2 separate regions of the Homo sapiens genome follow, and region 2 is linked to region 1. A link is an interaction called in ENCODE POLR2A ChIA-PET data of the cell type or tissue named here. Cell type or tissue: K562. All regions are shown on one strand. Each heading gives the region's core, and the rest is flanking DNA. Links, peaks and the distances in the headings are about the cores only.

Evidence for each region. Peaks named below come from ENCODE experiments on the same cell type or tissue, not always from the same donor. Only the 100,000 strongest peaks of a DNase experiment are listed, where the experiment ranks them.
Region 2: POLR2A ChIA-PET joins it to region 1 with 5 read pairs; 5 of 35 experiments call an interaction of 5 or more read pairs at or near these places.

The regions. Positions count from the first base shown.
Region 1 is chr20:4,021,697-4,032,155 of GRCh38, reverse strand. It overlaps the pseudogene FTLP3. Among named protein-coding and RNA genes, the nearest start is that of RNF24, 11 kb to the right of the region's middle. In K562, for the core only: a CTCF peak has its summit at 5,920; DNase peaks (open chromatin) are centred at 5,915 and 6,285.
Region 2 is chr20:3,834,027-3,844,485 of GRCh38, reverse strand. No RefSeq gene overlaps it. Among named protein-coding and RNA genes, the nearest start is that of MAVS, 7.6 kb to the left of the region's middle. RefSeq lists a cis regulatory region at 792-802 and an enhancer at 725-869. In K562, for the core only: no CTCF peak of the experiment used is centred there; DNase peaks (open chromatin) are centred at 1,965 and 4,975.

The DNA.
Region 1 (10,459 bases), core at 1,493-9,492:
TGAGCACTGAGTGAACGAGACTTCATCTGCAATCCCGGCACCTCGGGAGGCCGAGGCTGGCGGATCACTCGCGGTTAGGAGCTGGAGAGCAGCCCGGCCAACACAGCGAAACCCCGTCTCCACCAAAAAAAAACCGAAAACCAGTCAGGCGTGGCGGCGCGCGCCTGCAATCGCAGGCACTCGGCAGGCTGAGGCAGGAGAATCAGGCAGGGAGGTTGCAGTGAGCCGAGATGGCAGCAGTACCGTCCAGCTTTGGCTCGGCATCAGAGGGGGGCGGGGGAGGGAGAGGGAGCTCATTTACGATTTTTAAAAACTCAGCAAGTTAGGAATACAGGGGAACTATCTCAATGTGATTAAAAAAGCATCTACAAAACCTATAACTAACATCATACATATTGGTGAAAGACTGAATGCGTTCCACCTAAAATCAGGAACAAAGCAAGGATGTCTGCTCTAACCACTCTTACTCAACATATTAGTGGAAATTCTAGCCAGTGCAGTAAGACATGAAAAAATGCATACAGGTTATAAAGGAAGAAATGAAACTGTCATTATTTGCAGAAGATATGAGGATCTACATTGAAAATTTCAAGAAAATTCCCACCAAAAAAACCTCTTAGAACTAATAAATGAGTTTATTCACAACGCACAACATCAGCATACAGTTTTATATGCTGGCATTGAACATACAGAAACTGAAATTTAAAACCCAATAACGTTTTCAATCACTCAAAAAAAAAAAAAGAAAAACCTAGGAACAAATCTAACAAAACATATATAGGATCTGTATGATAAAAATCGCAAATGCTGGTAAAAGAAATTAAAGATCTAAATAAATGGCTAAACATACCTTGTTTACATTTTGGAAGAGTCAACATAATAAAGATATAAGTTTTCCCAAGATTTATCTCCAAGTTTAATACAATTCCTATCAAAACCCCCAGAAAGGGTTTTTATAGACACAGGCTAATTTATTCTAAAATTTATATTAAAAGGCATGGACCCTAGAATAGATATAGCAATTACGTAAAATAAGAATAAAGTAAGAGGAATTTCAAGAGTTATTATATAGCTACAGTAATCAAGACTGTGCAATATTGGCAAAGGGATAGACACACAGATCAATGGAACGGAATAGAGAATCCAGAAATAGATCCACACAAATAAGCCAACTGATTTTTTTACAATTTTTTTTTTTTGAGACAGGGTCTAACTCTGTTGCCCAGTCTGGAGTGCAGTGGCATGACCATGGCTCACCGTATCCTTGACCTGCTTGGCTTAAGCGATCTTCCCACCTCAGCCTCCTGAGTAGCTGGGACTACAGGCACACACCACCACACCTGGCTAATTTTGTTTATTTTTTATAGAGGTGAGGTCTCACTGTGTTACACAGGCTGGTCTGAAACCCCTGAGCTGAAGAGATCTTCATGTCTTGACCTCCCAAAGTGCTAGAATTACAGGTGTGAGCCCCCTGCCCAGTGCCAACGGATTTTTGACAAAGGTGCAAAAGCAATCCAGTGAAGGAAGGATAGCCTTTTCAACAAATTGTACTGTAACAATTGGACATCCAAGGGCAAAACAAAACAGTGAACTCCAACCAAAACGTGACAACTTATACAAAAATTAACTCAAAATGAAACATGAACTTAAATATAAATGCAAACATTTTAGGAAACAACTTAGGGGAAAATCTTCAGGATCTAGGGCTAAGCAAAGAGTTCTTAGGATTAACAGCAAAAGTGCAATCCACAAAAGGAAAATTGGATAATTTAAACTTCATCAAAACTTTTACTCTGTGAAAGACCCTTTAAGCTGATGAAAAGACAAGCCACAGACTGAAAGAAAATATTTGCAAACCACATGTTTAACAAAGAACTATTATCTAGAATACATACAGAGCTCTCAAAACTCAAGGGGAAAAAAAATCCCACAAATAATCCACTTAGAAAATAGGCAAAAGATATGACCAGCCATTTCACTAAATAGAATATACAGATGGCAAATAGAGATAAGAAAAAAAAAGTTCACCATCAGTAATTACGTGAGAAATGCAAAGTAAAAACTACAATCAGTTATTACTACACACCTATCAGAATAGCTAAAATAAAAAGTTATGACAATAACAAATGCTGGTGAGAATGCAGAGAAACCAGATCACTCATACATTGCTGGTGGCAATGTAAAATGGCACAGCCACTCTGGAAAACAATTTGGTAGTTTCTTACAAAACTAAACATGCAACTTCCATGTGACTTAGCAATTGCACTCGTGGACATTTATCCCAGAGAAATTATATTCACACAAAAACCCATATACAAATGTTCATCACTATCTTATTGTGTTGACTCTTTGTAACACTTAAAACTGGACATGATCCAGATACTCTTCAAAAGGTGAATGGTTAAACAAACTGTGGAACATCCATACCCTGTAATACTACTCAGCAATAAAAAGGAACAAACTACTGATTCGTGCAACAATTTGGATGAATCTCCAGGGAAGTAGTATGCTGAGTAAACAAAGCCAGTTCTCAAAGGTTGCATACAGCATGATTTCATTTATATAATATTTTGAAAGGACAAAATTATACAGATGGAGAACCCTCATTCATAGTTGCCAGTTAGGGAAAAGGCGGGTCGGGAGGGAGGATGCAGGTGTGATTATAAAAGGGCAAGGCTGGGCGCAGTGGCTCGCGCCTGTTATCCCAGCACTTTGGGAGGCTGAGGTGGGCAGATCACGAGGTCAGGGGTTTGAGACCAGCCTGGCCAACATGGCGAAACCCCGTCTCTACTAAAAATACAAAAAATCAGCGGGGTGTGGTGGCACGTGGCTGTAGTCCCAGCTACTTGGGGGGCCAAGGCAGGAGAATCGCTTGAACCTGGGAGGCAGAGGTTGCAGTGAGCCAAGACCATGCCACCGCACCCCAGCCTGGGCGACAGAGCGAGACTCCGTCTCAGAAAAATAAATAAATAAATAAATATAAATAAATTAAAGGACATCACAAAAGATCCTTGTGGTGATTGAACTATTTTTTATCTCAACTATGGTGGTGATTACACGAATCTATACATATGATAATTGCATAGAATTAAATACATGCATACACACAAGTCCTATAAAACTAGGGAAAATGGAATAAGATTGACGTTATCAGTGTCAATCTCCTGGCTATGATACTATGGTATAGTTATGCAAGATGTTACCATTGGGGGAAACTGGGTGAAGGCTATACAGAATTGTTCTGTATTATTTCTTATAACTTCATGTGAATCTACCATTGTCTCAAAATTAAAAGTAAATTTTAAAGAAAGTTCATTAGAAAGAAACCTAGAGGAATATAGGTGTAGACAATATAACGGATTTGAAAGAATGCATTTGAGAGCAAGCATTCACCCACATATACAGAATAAATCCCCAAACTCAGTAGTAAGGAGAGTCACATGATGGTGGATGTCTAAGGAAAAGAGCTTGGGCCGGGTGTGGTGGCTCATGCCTGTAATCCCAGCAGCACTTTGGGAGGCTGAGGTGGGCAGATAACTTGAGGTCAGGAGTTTGAGACCAGCCTGACTAACATGGTGAAATCCCCATCTCTACAAAAAAATACAAAAAGTAGCCAGGCATGGTAGTGGACACCTGTAATCCCAGCTACTCAGGAGGCTGAAGCAGGAGAATTGCTTGAACCTGGGAGGCAGAGGTTGCAGTGAGTCAAGATTGTGCTACTGCGCTCCAGCCTGGGCAACTCTGTCTTGAAAAGAAGGAAGGGAGGGAGGGAGGGAGGAAGGGAGGAGGAAGGAAGGGAGGAGGAAGGAGGGAGGGAGGGAGAGAGGGAGGGGAGGGGAGGAAGGGAAAGACAGAAGAAGAGAGAAAGACAGAGAGATGAGAGAGGGAGAAGGAAGGAAGGGAGGGAGGGAGGGAGGGAGGGGGAAAGAGAGAAGGAGAGAGATGAGAGAAAGAGAGAGGGAGAAGGAAGGAAGGAGAGAGAGAAAGAGAGGAAGGAAGGAAGGAAGGAAGGAAGGAAGGAAGGAAGGAAAGAAGGAAGAAACCCATTCAGGTTTGGGGGATGTAAGTACAGTGAGAACCCTGGATAGAGCTTAGGGTGGCAGTTAGACTCCCAAATAGAGATAGCTGTGTGCACATGAGGCAGGTTGAGACAGCCTTGCCAGGGCTGCCAAGAGCCAGCAAAGTGTGGAAGTAAAAGAATGAGTTGTGCACACCTGAGAATAACCCAAAAATAAAGAAGTGCCTTAGATAATCTACTAAGTTCCCCTGGCCCAGCACAGGACCTTGGAATACACTGGGCGTCAAGAGGCACACAGGAGCGGCAGCCAGCCCCCAAGGAATCACACAATCCTGGGTGTGGCTGGAGCCAGCGAGGATTTCTGTGAGCTGACTGCCAGAGACAGGATACAAAGAATACACTGTGAGCTGACTGCCAGAGACAGGATACAAAGAATACATCTCAGTGGTAAACTAAAAGCTTTACCACCATGCAATATATCCATGTAACAAAACTGCACTTGTACATTTTAGATGTATAAAAAATAAGTTAATCGCAGGGCGCAGTGGCTCATGCCTGTAATCCCAACACTTTGGGAAGCCGAGGTGGGTGGGTCACCTGAGATCAGGAGTTCGAGACCAGCCTGGCCAACATGGCGAAACCCCGTCTCTACTGAAAATACAAAAATTAGCCAGGCATGGTGGCATATGCCTGTAATCCCAGCTACTCGGGAGGCTGAGGCAGGAGAATTGCTTGAACCCAGGAGGCAAAGGTTGCTGTGAGCCAAGATCGCGCCACTGCGCTCCAGCCTGGGCAACAGAGCAAGACTCCATCTCAAAAAAAAAAAGTTAATTTAAATATTAAATTTTCTTTAAAGAAGCAAAGAGACCCAACTGATAACACAGATAAATTTAAAACATAACATTCTGGCTGGGCGCAGTGGCTCACGCATGTAATCCCAGCACTTTGGGAGGCCAAGGCAGGTGGATTGCATGAGCCCAGGAGTTTGAGACCAGCCTGGGCAACATGGCAAAACCCCATCTCTACAAAAAATAATACCAAAATTAGCCAGGCATGGTGGCGTGTGCCTCTGGTCCCAGCTACATGGGGATCCTTGAGCCCTGGAGGTCAAGGCTGCAGTGAGCCATAATTGTGCCACTGCTCTCCAACTTGGGCTACAGGGCAAGACCCTGCCTGGAAAAAAAAAAAAAAAAAAAAAAACAAAGACATAACTTTCTGAATAATAGAACCTAAACAAATCAATTATTCTCATTATTCACAAGTTGGATTTAGCTTCTGTTATATCCTTTGTCTTTGCTTGAATTGAGTTTTGTATTAATAATCGAGGGATTGAATATGGACTGTATGAGCTTGTGCTATTTAAACATTAAGTTTTACATGCAAAGCACCCTTGTAAACCATAAATACAGTGAAAATCTAAGATAAATGTTTTTAAAAGTGCTTTGCCCATCCTATATATGAAAAGTAGCCTTTAAAATTGGCCTATTGAGAAGAAATCCAGGACTTTTCTCTCTTTATCCAGCAGAATGAATTTAAGAATTTATAGTATATATTTGCTTCCCTTCACATACAACAATAAAAATATTTGGGTTGGGTTGGAAGCAGCTGACGCTGCCAGTGTCTTACACATCACCCTTGGCATTCGCCCCTGCACATGGAAAGCTGCTTAATGTGAACATCTGTTGCTTTCTGCCTGGGGGCTTTTATTTCTAGTCACAGGAACATGCTTGGTCTGTGCACAGGGCAAGCCAGAAGTGCTGGAGAGTGAAGGCCCTAAGAAGTAGCACTCAACCACTGATGGACAGGGAGTTGGTAGATAAAAATCCCAGCTTTTTCGCTCCTTGGGCTGGATAGAGCTGAGATGTGTGCTCTGCACTGGATCCCAGAGTCTCCAGCAGGGTGAGCTTGTTTCCCACAGTGGTAGCTTGCTTGCTGACATATCCTGTATTGGCTTCTTTCCCTTCCCTGTCTCACTCCGCTAACTGGTGCTTCCTGAGATCACCTCCCACATAAACTACTTGCACTTGAATTCTTGTCTTAGCATCTGCTTTGGGAGAGAACTGAAAACAAGATCAGTGGTAATTGCTGGTTAGTGCATAAAACTAAATGCACTGTGTTAAATGAAAGAAACCAGATCTGAAAGGCTTCATACTGTATGACTGCATTTATCTAACGTTCTAGAAAAGGTAAGACTATAGGGAGGGAGAAAAGGTCAGTGGTTGACAGGGTTAAGGGGGAGGCAAGAGGCTGACTGCAAAGGGGAGCTATGAGAGATTTTTGGGGGGTGATGCAACTGTTCTGTAGCATGACTGTGGAGGTAGTTACATGACTCTGCATTTTCAAAAGCCATATAACCGTATACAGTGCCATGAAGAATACATGTCACTAAGGCACAATAGCCTTAAAAATACATGTAATTCACTTAGCCTATCCTTGACATGTAGAGAGGATAATCCTGAGATCCAGGGAGGAAAAATGACATACCCAGATCTTATACCTACTTCAAGAGTAAGTCAGGACTAGAACCCAAGCCTCAACAGTATTAGGCCAGTCCTCTTTCCAACAGTATGTGGGATCTCTGTCCTTTATCTAATTTACCTCAAAAGTCTGTGCTTCTAACAAAAAGTGGCTATAAAGATGGCAATATGACAGTAGTCACTTTGGTGATGACAGTCTTTAACATATCTATCTCTTGAGTCTCTCTGCTCCAATCCTCCAAGTTTCATCATCTCAGCCTCATAGGGATTCCTCATCCCTCTCCCCTGTGTTGGATCTCCCATTTCCCACATGTTGTGTCTTTTTCTTTGGGTTACTCCCTTGGTTTGGTGGAGCACATCCTTAAATTACTTCCCAGAAAAGGAAACATGGGATGTGCATATCTGAAATTGTCTTCATTCCACTCATTTCTTGATTGTTTCACTGTATATAGAATTCTAGATTGGAAACAATTTTTCTTCAGAATTTTGAAGATATTACTCTAGTATTCTACCTTCCAGTGTTGCTGGAACAATTCCAGTGAAGAGAAGTCTGGAGCCATGCTGATTCTTAAGACTTAGTATATGACTTATTCTTTTATTTGTTCAAGCTTGTGGAATCATCTCTTTATCCTTAGGGCTGTGAAATTTCACAATTATGTGCCTTGGTTAAACTAGGCAAACGGTGAGCCCTTTTGACCTGGCAATTTATGTTTTTCAATTTGGGAAATTTTTCTTGAATTATCACATTGATGATTTCCTTCCCTCCTTTTCTGAAATGCTTGTTATTCAGATGTTAAACCTTTTGGACTATTCCCCCTACATTCCTCATCTTTTCTTTCCTGTTTTTCATTGTTTTGTCTTTCAGATCTATTTTCTGTGAGATATTCTAGACATTTTTCTCAAGCCATCCATTGAATTTTTCATTTCTGCTGTTGTGTGTATGTGTGTGTATGTGTGTGTGTTTATTTTAAAGCTTATTTTTTGTTTCTTGTCTCAAAATAGCATCTTATTCTTGTTTCATGGGTGTAATATCACCTCTTATTCTTTTTTTTTTTTTTTTTTTTTTTTTTTTTGCATCAGAAAGCCTTATTTCCATTTGGTCCAAGGCTTGTTAGGGTAGTTAAGAAAGCTGCCTATTGGCTGGAGGGAGAGGCTTAGGCAGAAGCCCTATTACTTTGCAAGGGGCCCTTCAGAAGTCGCTGGGCTCATAAGGCTCTTAGACGTGCTTGAGAGTGAGCCTTTCGAAGAGATACTCGCCCAGCCCAGCCTCTGGGCCTCCCAGCCTGTGGAGGTTCGTCAGGTGGTCACCCATCTTCTTGATGAGCTTCACTTCCTCATCTAGGAAGTGAGTCTCCAGGAAGTCACAGAGATGGGGGTCCATGTGGGCAGAATCCAGGGCATGAAGATCCAAAAGGGCCTGGTTCAGCTTTTTCTCCAGGGCCATGGCAGCTTTCATGGCATCTGGGGTTTTACCCCACTCATCTTCAGCTGGCTTCTTGATGTCCTGGAAGAGAGCGCGGCCGCCACGCTGGTTTTGCATCTTCAGGAGACGCTCGTAGCCCTCGCGCTTCTCCTCGGTCAATTCGCGGAAGAAGTGGCTCACGCCTTCCAGAGCCGCATCATCGCGGTCGAAATAGAAGCCCAGAGAGAGGTAGGTGTAGGAGGCCTGCAGGTACAAATTGACCAGGCTGTTGACGGCTGCCTCCACGTCGGTGGAATAATTTTGACGAATCTGGGAGCTCATGGTTGGTCGCCAAGAAGGAGCTAACGACAAAAACGGTGCTGGCAGGTCCCAGAAGCAGGAGATAGCCGAGAAGATGGTCCCGGAGGTTGCAAGTGGAGAGGAAATTGGAGGGCGGTCGGAGGCTGGAAGACCGTCCCCGGATCTGTTCCGTCCAAACACTGTTGAAGCAAGAGACAGACCCACTGGACCGCCGAACTGCCTATCACCTCTTATTCTTAAAAATAAATCTTGGTTTCCTCCAACTTGCCTTTTTCTGTTTATTTTAATTATTAGTTTGCTTGCTTGTTTTGACTTGTTTTTATTGTTATTTATTTTCTATCTTCCATGTTAGCAGCTTTCCTCAGATATTTGGTAATCTGGTAATCTACAGTAGATGTTATTGGTGTTCTGCCCATACCTTCAGCTGCTATAAATCTCGGTCATAAATAGACCAGAGCTGCCACTTTATCTAAAGAATTGTCCTCAAGTAGGAACTACCTTGCCTGGGAATTCATGGCTTCCTCCCTGGCAGCCCACAGCCAGTGATTGATCAATATATGGATACAAAAGCTGGCCCTCTTGCTTCAAGGTGAGATCAACCCTGTGGTGCAATTCATGCTCCAGGGCTCCCTGTGGGTCAGACTGAGGCTAGACTCCAGCCAAGACCACATCCTTGCTCAGTTCCTTTCCATGCTCTTTCTGGAGGTGGAAAAAGGAGCTTCTTCTGAGGGCCCGCCCGCAATAAATCGCATGCATCTGAATCTGCATCACAGCTTCTGTTTCTAGGGAACCTAAGACATAATCTTTAGCTCTCTGCTCTTGATTAAGAGTAAAGGACTATGAAAAACCCTGAGTGCAGGAACTGGGCTTGTCAACTGTGATTCACCGTAGGGAGACATGGATGGTCGTTTACTGGAAATCTGAATGCCAGTATCCTTCATTCTTTCCCTTTTGGCTGGTCAGAGTGCTCAGAGAAGAGAGGTGGAGAGTAGCTGCCAGTGATTTGGGAAGTGATCAGAGAAGAAAGCTGAGGTTCTCAGCATGCAGTGAGGAAATAGTCACTTAACGCCCCTGTTCTCCACATGCCACCTTTGTCCTCAGCCACGCCTGGTGCCCCAGCCCAGAGATCCTCCTTTTTACTCTCTCCGGAGGTGAAATCTCCAGCCCTCTGCCTGATGAGAGAGAGAAACCTGCTGCTCGGAGAGTGGAAGAGGGGAACTAAGATTTTAACTGCTTCCCAATCACCTTTCACCCAGTTATCCTGATTCTTTGGCTTGCCCAGTACCAGAGATATCTAGGACTGCCAATTCCCATTTTTTTTTCTGTTTTTCTTTCTTTCCCCACCCCCCCTTGGATTTTGCCATGAAAATAGGGCTACTCTTAACTTTCCCTGGGTTTCAGCTTTCTTGGGGCTGCTGAGTCGATTACCACTCACCCATCTGTTTTCTATCTTCCAACTTATTTTTCCCCCACTATTGTCTACTCTGTTCTCTCTGTCCTCATGAGTTTGTGTCTTTAAACAAAATCCCTTTATAATAGTTTTAGTGAGTTTTGGGAGGAGCAAAAGTAGATGGGTGGATTCAATGCACCATCTTAACCTGGAAAAAAACTCCAATGGTATTAGGGAGATGTCTCCTCCCTGCATTCCCCTCCTTGTGAGCCCCTTTGGATGACAGACAGGCAAGTGAGAAACTAAGTAATGGAACCAAAGGCCTGGGATGGAAGCCGTGTCTCCCCATGGACAATGCTGTTCCACTACAGAATCCAAGCTTCTTCCCTCAGTCATGGCCTGAGTCAGCCTTTGAGGGAATAAAGGGCTGGAGTCCAGATTATGATGGCGTAGGTTGGAAGGGTAGGAAGCCAAGAAAAACTAAGGAAGCCTGCCTGGAGGAAGCACTGCAGCAGCAGGAAAAGCAGAAGATACAGAGTCTCTTTATCTGCATGGTGTCCTTATCTCCCAAATGAGAGAATTCATCTCTTCCAACTCTGCATCTATGACTCTGTGGGGATAAAAGTCACTCCAGAAAGCCTGTCTGCTTTCTTGCCCTGTTCCTCTTTCCCGTCTGTTGCTTTGGGATGAGGTGATAATGATTGGGAACTATTTGGGTAGATTGGATAGGTTGAAATGGAGGAAAAAGAAAACCAGCATAGTTCCTTTTTCCTAGAATGAGTTATGGGCAAAGATATATCATTCCACTTTATTCCTTTCTCTTTAAAGCTCAGGCCTAACAGAACCTAGCA
Region 2 (10,459 bases), core at 1,322-9,321, 190 kb after region 1:
GACTGCTCCAGAGAAAAGGACACCAAAGTGACATGACAACTGAATGCAATATGGGAACCTGGGTTGGATCCTGAAACAGAAAAAGGACTTCAGGTGAAATCCAAATAAGGCTTTTGGATCAGTTAACAATAATCTAGCTGGGCATGGTGGCTCACGCCTCTAATTCCAGCACTTTGGGACGCCGAGGTGGGTGGATCACCTGAGGTCAGGAGTTTGAAACCAGCCTGGACAACATGGTGAAACCCTGTCTCTACTAAAAATACAAAAATCAGCCAGGCATGGTGGTGGGCACCTGCAATCCCAGCTACTCAGGAGGCTGAGGTAGGAGAATCGCTTGAACCCGGGAGGCAGAGGCGGCAGTGAGCCGAGATCGCACCATTGCACTCCAGCTTGGGCAACAACAGTGAAACTCTGTCTCAAATTAACAACAACAACAACAATCTGTCAGTGTTAGGATCATTGTACTGGGTTATGTAAGATGTAAACATTTGCATTATTTTTGCAACTATGTTGTAAATCTGAAATTATTTCAAAAATATAAAGTAAAATAAATCATCTTTTGACCCTATCTGGCTATTTATATTATCTTTTATTTCTTATTGCATCCCACCCTATTTCATGGGTGTAATTCATTGATCACTGTCCATTTATTAGGAGAAGAGCAAGTCCAGAGAGTGATCTATGCTCTAGGCTGCCCCCAGTGAGGGCCTTGGAGCTGCCCCCTGCCCAGTAAAGTTCAGCACAGACAGGCCCATCTCCAGGCCTCCGAGGGAGGCTGTGACCCACCCATGATGACTCAGCACCCACCAGCTCACGTCACCCCCTGGAGAGCAGAGGTCAGGCGCAAAGACAGTGCCAGAGGGCTCCAAACTCGGTTATGTTCTCCGGTCTGAGCCCTTGAGGGAACTATGACTAAAAAACATAATCCCCTCCTTTATGACTTCATTTTGAATAGTATTTTAAACAGTTATTCTTTATGTTTTATTTATTTATTTTTAAAATAAAACAGACACAGTCTTGCTACATTGCTCTGGTTGGTCTTGAACTCCTGGGCTCAAGCAATCCTTCCATCTAAGCCTCCGAAGTAGCTAGGACCACAGGCACACTCCACTGCACTTAAACAGATATTCTTTATACTATTTTAATTTTTTCATTCTTTCAACTTAATTTACCAAAAATATATACTGTTTACAGCTAATGTGGGGAAAACAGAAATATTTGATGATGAAAACCAAAATCCATATTCATAATGCCACCATCTACAAAAATTAGCCAGTCATGGTGGCACACATCTGTAATCCCAGCTACTCAGGAGACTAAGGCAGGAGAATTGCCTGAACCCAGGAAACGGAGGTTACAGTGAGCCAAGATCATGCCACTGCACTCCAGCCTGGGCGACAGAGTGACTCCATCTCAAAAAAAATACTACTAATAATAATAATGCCACCATCCAGGGGTGACTGCTGGTGACGCTCCAGTGTCTTTTCTAGTATTTTTTTTTTTTCCTACAATACAGAGTCTCCAAGTCCTCTGACTTCCTGGGGTTATCCTTGCCTTGACCAGCCATGTAAGATGGTTCTGGTTCTAGCCATGATGTGGGACGTAATAGGGTCTGGCATGAGCCTGCCTTACCTCTCAGGGGTCTCAGGAGGAGGGGGCTTGGCTCACTTCAGCTCCTGGGTCAGTCGCTGCTACAGCCAGCTCCTCCTCTGGGACTGTGGTTGGCATAGCCCTTTCATCAGGCCTCAGGACACTGTGTGGCTCGTCACCTGCCGCTGACACAATACAGTGTGCTTAATCACATCTGAACTGTAATAAAACCAACTCTGCCTAGTTTAGCCAAGAGGGCATAAATGTTGATTAGTTCAAGAATCAATCCAGCCCTGCCTGGGCTCTTGCGGCTTCATATCTAATTGTTTCAGGAAGAACAATTGAAAGTGTGGGAGCCATAAGATTAGGCACACTTAATTGTATTGCTGCTTGGCAAGGACATGCCTTGAGAGTTAGATATCAGAGTTCCTAAAATTCACAGGCCTCCCCCAACACAGGGGACTTCTCCCTGGTCACGTCCCTCCACGCTCCCAGCTTCTGGTGCCCTGCTTGCTCTCAGCCCCTCTTGCTGTCTCTTGTCCTAGGGCTCCTCTCCCAAAATCAGATATTCAGTGCAGGAAACAGATGTCACCCTAGGTGTTTTGTGCATGGAAGGGTTTTGTTTCTTGAAGCACAGTTTACATTCAGTGAAATATATCAAACTTAAGTGTATGACTTGACTCTTTTTTTTTTTTTTTTTTTTGAGACGGAGTCTCACTCTGTCACCAGGCTGGAGTACAGTGGCATGATCTTGGCTCACTGCAACCTCCAACTCCCTGGTTCAAGCGATTCTCCTGCCCCAGCCTCCTGAGTAGCTGGGATTACAGGCATGCTCCACCACACCCAGCTAATTTTTGTATTTTTAGTAGAGACGGGGTTTCACCATGTTGGCCAGGATGGTCTCGATCTCCTGACCTTGTGATCCACCTGCCTTGGCCTCACAAAGTGCTGGGATTACAGGCGTGAGCCACCGCACCCGGCTCTCCCTTTTTTTTTTTTTTTTTTTTTTTTTGAGATGGAGTCTTGCTCTGTCGCCAGGCTGGAGTGCAGTGGCGTGATCTCAGCTCACTGCAACCTCTGCCTCCTGGGTTCAAAGGATTCTCCTACCACAGCGTCTCGAGTAGCTGGGATTACAGGCACCCACCACCATGCCCGGCTAATTTTTGTGGGTTTTTTTTTTTTTTTTTTTTAGTAGAGACAGGGTTTCACCATGTTAGCCAGGCTGGTCTCAAACTCCTGACCTCAGGTGATCCACCCGCCTCCACCCCCAAAGTGCTGGGATTACAGGCGTGAGGACTTGATTCATTTTTATCCAAGTAAATGGGTGTGACACCAGCATCCAGATCAACATCTAGAATATTTCCATTTCCCCAAAAGTTCCCAAGGCCTGGCATGATGCTCACACCTGTAATCCCAGCATTTTGGCAGATTGAAGCAGGAGAATTGCTTGAGCCCAGGAATCAGAGACCACCCTGGGCAACATGGCAAAACCCTATCTCTATGAAAAGTACAAAAAATTAGCCAGGCATGGTGGCACGCTCCTCTAGTCTCGGCTACCTGGGAGGCTGAGGCGGGAGGATCAATTGAGCCCAGGAGGTCGAGGTGGAGGTTGCAGTGAGCCATGATCGCATCACTGCATCTGAAGCTTCACTTGTTCAGAACTCAGTTCTGGAGTTCCTTCTGAGCTACTGATCCTCCCGCCTCAGCCTCACAAGTAGCTAGGACGACAAGCACATACCACTGGCCTTTTTTTTTTTTTTTTTGAGGCGGCGTCTCGCTCTGTCACCCAGGCTGGAGTGCAGTGGCGCTATCTTGGCTCACTGCATGCTCTGCCTCCCAGGTTTATGCCATTCTCCTGCCTCAGCCTCCCGAGTAGCTGGGACTACAGGCACCTGCCACTATGCCCGGCTAATTTTTTGTATTTTTAGTAGAGATGGGTTTCACCGTGTTAGCCAGGATGGTCTCGATCTCCTGACCTCGTGATCCGCCCGCCTCGGCCTCCCAAAGTACTGGGATTACAGGCATGAGCCACCGCGCCCGGCCACCACTGGCTCTTTTTAAATTTATTTTTTGTAGAGACAGGGTCTTGCTATGTTACACAGGCTGGTCCCAAACTCCTGGGCTCCAGCAGTCCTCCCACTTTGGATTCCCAAAGTGCTGAAACTACAGTTTTGAAGCACATTAGACCTCTTACTGCTTTGACTGCTTTTTTTTTTTTGAGACTCTTTTAGCCCAGGCTGAAGTGCAATGGCACGATCTCATCTAACTGCAACCTCCACCTCCAACCTCCACTTCCTGGGTTCAAGCAATTTTCCTGCCTCAGGCTCTGAGTAGCTGGGATTACAGGTGTGCACCACCACATCCGGCCAATTTTGTATTTTTAGGAGAGACAGGGTTTCACCATGTTGGCCAGGCTGGTCTGAAACTCCTGACCTCAGGCTATCCTCCTGCCTTAGCCTCCCAAAGTGCTGGGATTACAGGCGTGAGTCACCATGCCCGGCCTCTGACTGCTTTTTAACTCACCTTCCCTCAGGGCAGGAACCAGAGCCTATGGTAATACTCAATCATATTTATTTGTTTTTGTTTTTGGCGAGAGTGCAGCGACTGGAGTGCAGTGGGACGACTGTGGCTCACTGCAACCTCCGCCTCCTGGGTTCAAGTAATTCTTGTGTTTCAGCCTCCCAATTAGCTGGGATTACAGGTGTGCGCCACTACACCCAGCTAATTTTTTATTTTTAGTAGAAACGGGGTTTCACCATGTTGGCCAGGCTGGTCTCGAACTCCTGACCTCAGGTGATCTGCCTGCCTTAGCCTCCGAAAGTGTTGGGATTACAGGCGTGAGCCACGGTGCCCAGCCCCTCAATCATATTTGTAAACTCTTCCAGAACACTGAGGGGAAAGATAAATTTCTATTCATTAAAAGCAGTGTAGAAAGTCAGAGTAACTTTTTCTTTTTTTTCTTTTCTCTCTTTCTCTTTCTCCTTCCTTCCTTCTTTTTTTTTTTTTTTTTTTCGAGACAGGGTCTCACTCTGGTTGCCCAGGCTGGAGTGCAGTGGCGTGATCTTGGCTTACTACAGCCTTGACCCCCTGGGCTCAGGTGATTCTTCCACCTCAGCCTCCCAAGTAGCTGGGACTACAGGCTCATGCCACCACACCCAGCTAATTTTTTGTATAGATGGGGTTTCTCCATGTTGCCCAGGCTGGTCTCAAACTCCTGGACTCAAGCAATCCACCTGCCTCAGCCTCCCCAGAGTGCTGGGATTACAGGCGTGAGCCACCATGCCTGGCCCAGCCAGGGTAACTTCTGAACATAGGGTGACTTGCAGCAGGAAACTTGCAGGCCCTACACAGCTGCTTCCTTTCTGTAACTTGTGGCTTATCTCCTCGGAAATTGCAAGCAGTCCTGGGAGTAGCATCCTTGAGAGATTAAGAGATATCTTCTATTGTTTCTCTCTGCTTCTCAGCACAAAGAAAAAGTTACATGGTGATGTTGCAGAGTCCCTGGCCCCAGGGGTTTCCTATAAGCCACCTATTCATTCATTCCTTCATTCATTCCTTAGTTCGTTCAGTATATATTGGGTGCCTGTTATGTGCTAGCCGTTGGGTATAATGTAGAAAACAAAAGAGACACAACTCGTGGAGGTTATAACAAGATGGAAAAAAGAAATGGTAAACTAAATAACACAAAAGAAAGACTATGTAGCGGGGGAACGTTGTTGAAAAAGTTGGTAAAGCTCTATGTGCCTCTTAAGGAAAATGCATAATTCATCTCCAGAAGGATATGTCTTTCTGTGGCCCCCTTCAGAACAGACAGACATCAGTGGGGAAGGAGGTCTTGCCCACGAGTTTCATCGTGTTCCTTGAGTCTGTAATTTCAAAGCGGAGTTGAAAACATGCTTTGAGATGCTAACGGTGGAGCTTCAGGTCTGCATTTTTCTTTCTCTTTTTTTAGTGGGCACAGCTATGATATCAAAAGGTAGGCCTGGAACCAAGCTGATGGGAGAGGGAAGACCTGAACTGGTCAGTATAAGAAGGAAATGAGAAATGAACAGGAATGAAATGGGGCGCGAGTGGTCAGAGAGCAAAGAAGGAAGTGTGGGCAGTGAGTGCCTGATGGCTGCGGAGTTTCTGTTTCAAACGATAAAAAAAAATTTTAGAAATGGACACAACATTGGCCGGGCACGGTGGCTCACACCTGTAATCCCAGCACTTTGGGAGGCTGAGGCGGGTGGATCACCTGAGGTCAGGGGTTCGAGACCAGCCTGGCTAATATGGTGAAACTCCATCTCCACTAAAAATAAAAAAATTAGCCAGGCGTGATGGCAGGCGCCTATAATCCCAGCTACTCGGGAGACTGAGGCAGGAGAATCACTTGAACCCAGGAGGTGGAGGTTGCAGTGAGCCAAGATTGCGCCATTGCACTCCAGCCCGCGTGACAAGAGCGAGACTTTGTCTCAAAAATAAAAAATAAAATAAAAATAATGGACATAACATTGTGAATGTGCTTAATGCCACCAGATTCTACACTTAAAAATGGTTAAATGGTCTTTTTAATGTTAGGTATATTTTACAATAAAAAAGAAAAAAACAACAATTTTCTTTTTTTTTAGGATCGAGTCTTGCTCTTGTCGCCCAGGCTGGAGTGCGGTGGCGCAATTTCGGCTCACTGCAACCTCCGCATCCTGAGTTCAAGCAATTCTCCTGCCTCAGCCTCCCTAGTAGCTGGGATTACAGGCATGCACCACCACGCCTGGCTAATTTTTGTATTTTTAGTAGAGACAGTGTTTCACCATGTTGGCCAGGCTGGTCTCCAACTCCTGACCTCAGGTGATCCACCCGCCTCAGCCTCCCAAAATGCTGGGATTACAGGCGTGAGCCATTGTGCCTGGCCAAAAAAAACCCCACAATTTTTTAATTAAAAAAAATGAAAAGGAATGTAGCCCCAGCTACACAGGAGGATGAGGCCGGAGGATTGCTTGAGCTGAAGAGTTCCAGCCTGGGCAAAAGAGAGAGATCCCATCTCTCCAAAAAAAGAAAAGAAAAGAAAAAAGCTCTTTTTGGCTGGGTGCAGAGACTCACCCCTGTAATCCCAGCACTTTGGGAGGCCGAGGCAGGCAGATTACTTGAGCTTAGAAGTTTGAGACCAGCCTGGGCAACATGGCAAAACCCTGTCTCTACCAAAAGTACAAAAAGAAAATTAGCTAGGGCCAGGCATGGTGGCTCACACCTGTAATCCCAGCACTTTGGGAGGCCAAGGTGGGCGGATAACCTGAGGTCGGGAGTTCGAGACCAGCCTGACCAACATGGAGAAACCCCATCTCTACTAAAAATACAAAATTAGTCAGGCAATGCCTGTAATTCCAGCTACTCAGGAGGCTGAGGCAGAAGAATCGCTTGAACCCGAGAGGCGGAGATTGCGGTGAGCCGAGATAGCGCCATTGCACTCCAGCCTGGGCAACAAAAGCGAAACTCCGTCTCACAAAAAAAAAAAAGAAAAAAGAAAGAAAAAGAAAAGAAAATTAGCCAGGCTTGGTGGCACATGCCGGTGGTCCCAGCTACTCGGAAGCCTGAGGGGCCGAGGTGGGAAAATTGCCTGAGCCTGGGAGGCAGAGGTTGCAGTGAGGCGAGATCATGCCATTGCACCCCAGCCTGGGCAACAGAGTGAGACCTCATCTCAAAAAAAGAAAAAAAAAAAGCTTTTAAAAATACAATTTTATTAAGATAGGATCTCGCTTTGTTGCCCAGGCTGCTCTCAAACTCCTGGCTTCAAGCGATCCTTTTGCCTCGGCCTCTCAAAGTGCTGGGATTATAGGCATGTGCCACTGTACCCAGCCTGAAAACAGTTTAAAAATAAGGAGTAGCGTGAAAGCTGATGAGAAGCTGAGGCCCCAGGAGGAGACTAGGAGTGGGGAAACCCCACTGGGTGGAATGGGCAAGAGACTCAGGGGAAAGGTAGCATGTAACAATCAATTGTAAGTTTTTTTGCTCTGTCATTCTGTAAGATGACTCTCCTCTATCCCCCTAAATTCTTCTAACAGTTGGCTATACCCAAATGTCTGTTTCTTTAGGGACATCGAGGAAAAGATCTTCGTTTAGACAGACAGCAGGGCAGGGAGAAGAGCCGTATGTCCTGACCCCAAGTGAGACTGACAATGCCATAGAAGCAGAAAGCTAATGTACATAATGCCTAGGAGACATACGTCCCCTTGAGAAGCCCAGAAATGCTGGAGTACTAGGCATCCCATTGCAGGTAGGATGAGGACTCAGGAACTTCCATTTGCACACTAAGGGATGGAGCAATTCCATAATGGTGGAGGACCTGGAACTGACCAGAAGGCATAGACGTGAGTCACACAAGTGAACCTCCTGAATTTCACAGCTTGCAGCCTCTCTCCTTAGTTAAACTAAAGTGGGTCTTCCCTACGGAGCTACATTGTAGTCCCTACTTTACTGCAAGTAAGAGATACATCTTCAGGAAGCAGTTTTTCTTTTCTAGTGCTTTCTGAGATGCGCCAAATTAAAAGGATTAAAGGGGTGGGGACAATATAGCTACAATTGATAGGCAAAGAAGAGCCAACTAGTGCATAATTGGAATTCCTAGATGAGACAGAAACAATGAAATACAATACCTATTTAAAGATATACATTGGGAGGCTGAGGTGGGCAAATCAAGAGGTCAAGAGATCGAGACCATCCTGGCCAACATGGTGAAACCCCGTCTCTACCAAAAATACAAAAATTAGCTGGGCATGGTGGTGTGTGTCTGTAGTCCCAGCTACTCAGGAGGCTGAGGCAGGAGAATCGCTTGAACTCTGAAGGCATAGGCTGCAGTGAGCTGAGATTGCGCCACCGCACTCCAGCCTGGCGACAGAGCAAGACTCCGTCTCAAAAACAAATAAAAATAAGATATAATTCTGGAAAATACTTCTGAAGTAAAAAAGGACTTCAATCTACTTTTGAAAAAACACAGTATGGGCCGGGCGTGTTGGCTCACGCCTGTAATCCCAGCACTTTGGGAGGCCGAGGCGGGCGGATCACCTGAGGTCGGGAGTCTGAGACCAGCCTGACCAACGTGGAGAAACCCCATCTCTACTAAAAATACAAAATTAAACGGGCATGGTGGCGCATGCCTGTAATCTCAGCTACTCGGGAGGCTGAGGCAGGAGAATTGCTTGAACCTGGGAGGTGGAGGTTGCGGTGAGCCGAGATCGAGCCATTGCACACTTCGGCCTGGGCAACAAGAGCGAAACTCCGTCAAAAAAAAAAAAAAAAAAAGAATAAACACACTATGTTTGCACTATGAGATACATTCTAATAATGTTACTGAAATGTAAAGATGAATCTTTGGGGCACTCAGGCAGAAAGATCAAGTATAAAGGCTCTAAAAAGATTTTTTTTTTTTTAGACAGAGTTTCGCTCTTGTTACCCAGGCTGGAGTGCAATGGCGCAATCTCGGCTCACTGCAACTTCCATCTCCTGGGTTCAAGTGATTCTCCTGCCTCAGCCTCCCAAATAGCTGAGATTACAGGTATGTGCCACCACGCCCAGCTAATTTTTCGTATTTTTAGCAGAAACAGGGTTTCACCATGTTAGCCAGGCTGGTCTCAAACTCCTGACCTCAGGTGATCCACCCTCTTTGGCCTCCCAAAGTGCCGGGATTACAGGCATGAGCCACCGTGCCCAGCCAAAAATAATTTTTTAACATACAAGAACTCAAAAATATTGTTCTCACGAAGTCATGTAAAAATAGGGAATTAAGAAGGAAAAAAAGTGAAACTACAGATTTCTAGAAAATGTCAACAGTGAAAACACCACATCAGAACATATGGGATACAACTAAAGCTGTATCATAGGAAAATTCATAACTTAAAGACTAATGTCATTTTCTAAGACTGCAAACAAATGACTTAAGCACCCCTAAAGAGGTATGGATATACTAAATGAAAACAGAAGGAAACAGTTCATGAAAATAAAAGCCTAAAATAATGAGGTAATGCTGGGTTTTATTTCTTTTTTGTTTCTGTTTTTGGAGACATAGTTTCACTCTTGTTGCCCAGGCTGAGTGCAATGGCGCGATCTAAGCTCACCACAACCTCTGCCTCCCGGGTTCAAGTGATTCTCCTGCCTCAGCCTCCCAAGTAGCTGGGATTACAGGCATGCACCACCACATCCAGCTAATTTTGTATTTTTAGTAGAGACAGGGTTTCTCCATGTTGGTCAGGCTGGTCTCAAACTCCCGACCTCAGGTGATCTGCCCACTTCGGCCTCCCAAAGTGCTGGGATTACAGGCGTGAGCCACCACACCCAGCTGGTTTTTATTTCTTAAATGAAATGACAGGTACTTGGATGCTCATTATATAATTCTAAGCACCTTTTTGTAAATGTGAAATATGGTAGTTCACAATAACTTTTAGGTTTGCTAAATTAACTATAATCTAGCCACATGATGGATAAGAACTTAAAAGAATACAGATGCTGTCTCTGTAGTGCTATGACAAAAATATCCAGGATACACTGGTGAGTGAAAAAAGCAAGTGATGGCCAGGTGTGTGGTGGCTCACGCTTGTAATCCCAGCACTTTGGGAGGCTGAGGTGGGTGGATCACTTGAGGTCAGGAGTCCGAGACCAGCCTGGCTAACATGGTGAAACCCCGTCTCTACTAAAAATACAAAAATTAGCCAGGCATGGTGGTGTGCACCTGTAATCCCAGCTACTCAGGAGGCTGAGGCAGTAGAATCGCTTGAACCCGGGACGTGGAGATTGCAGTGAGCCGAGACTGCGCCTAAGTAGCTGGGATTACAGGCGTGTACCACCATTCCTGGCTTATTTTTGTATTTTTAGTAGAGACGTGGTTTCTGCCATGTTGGCC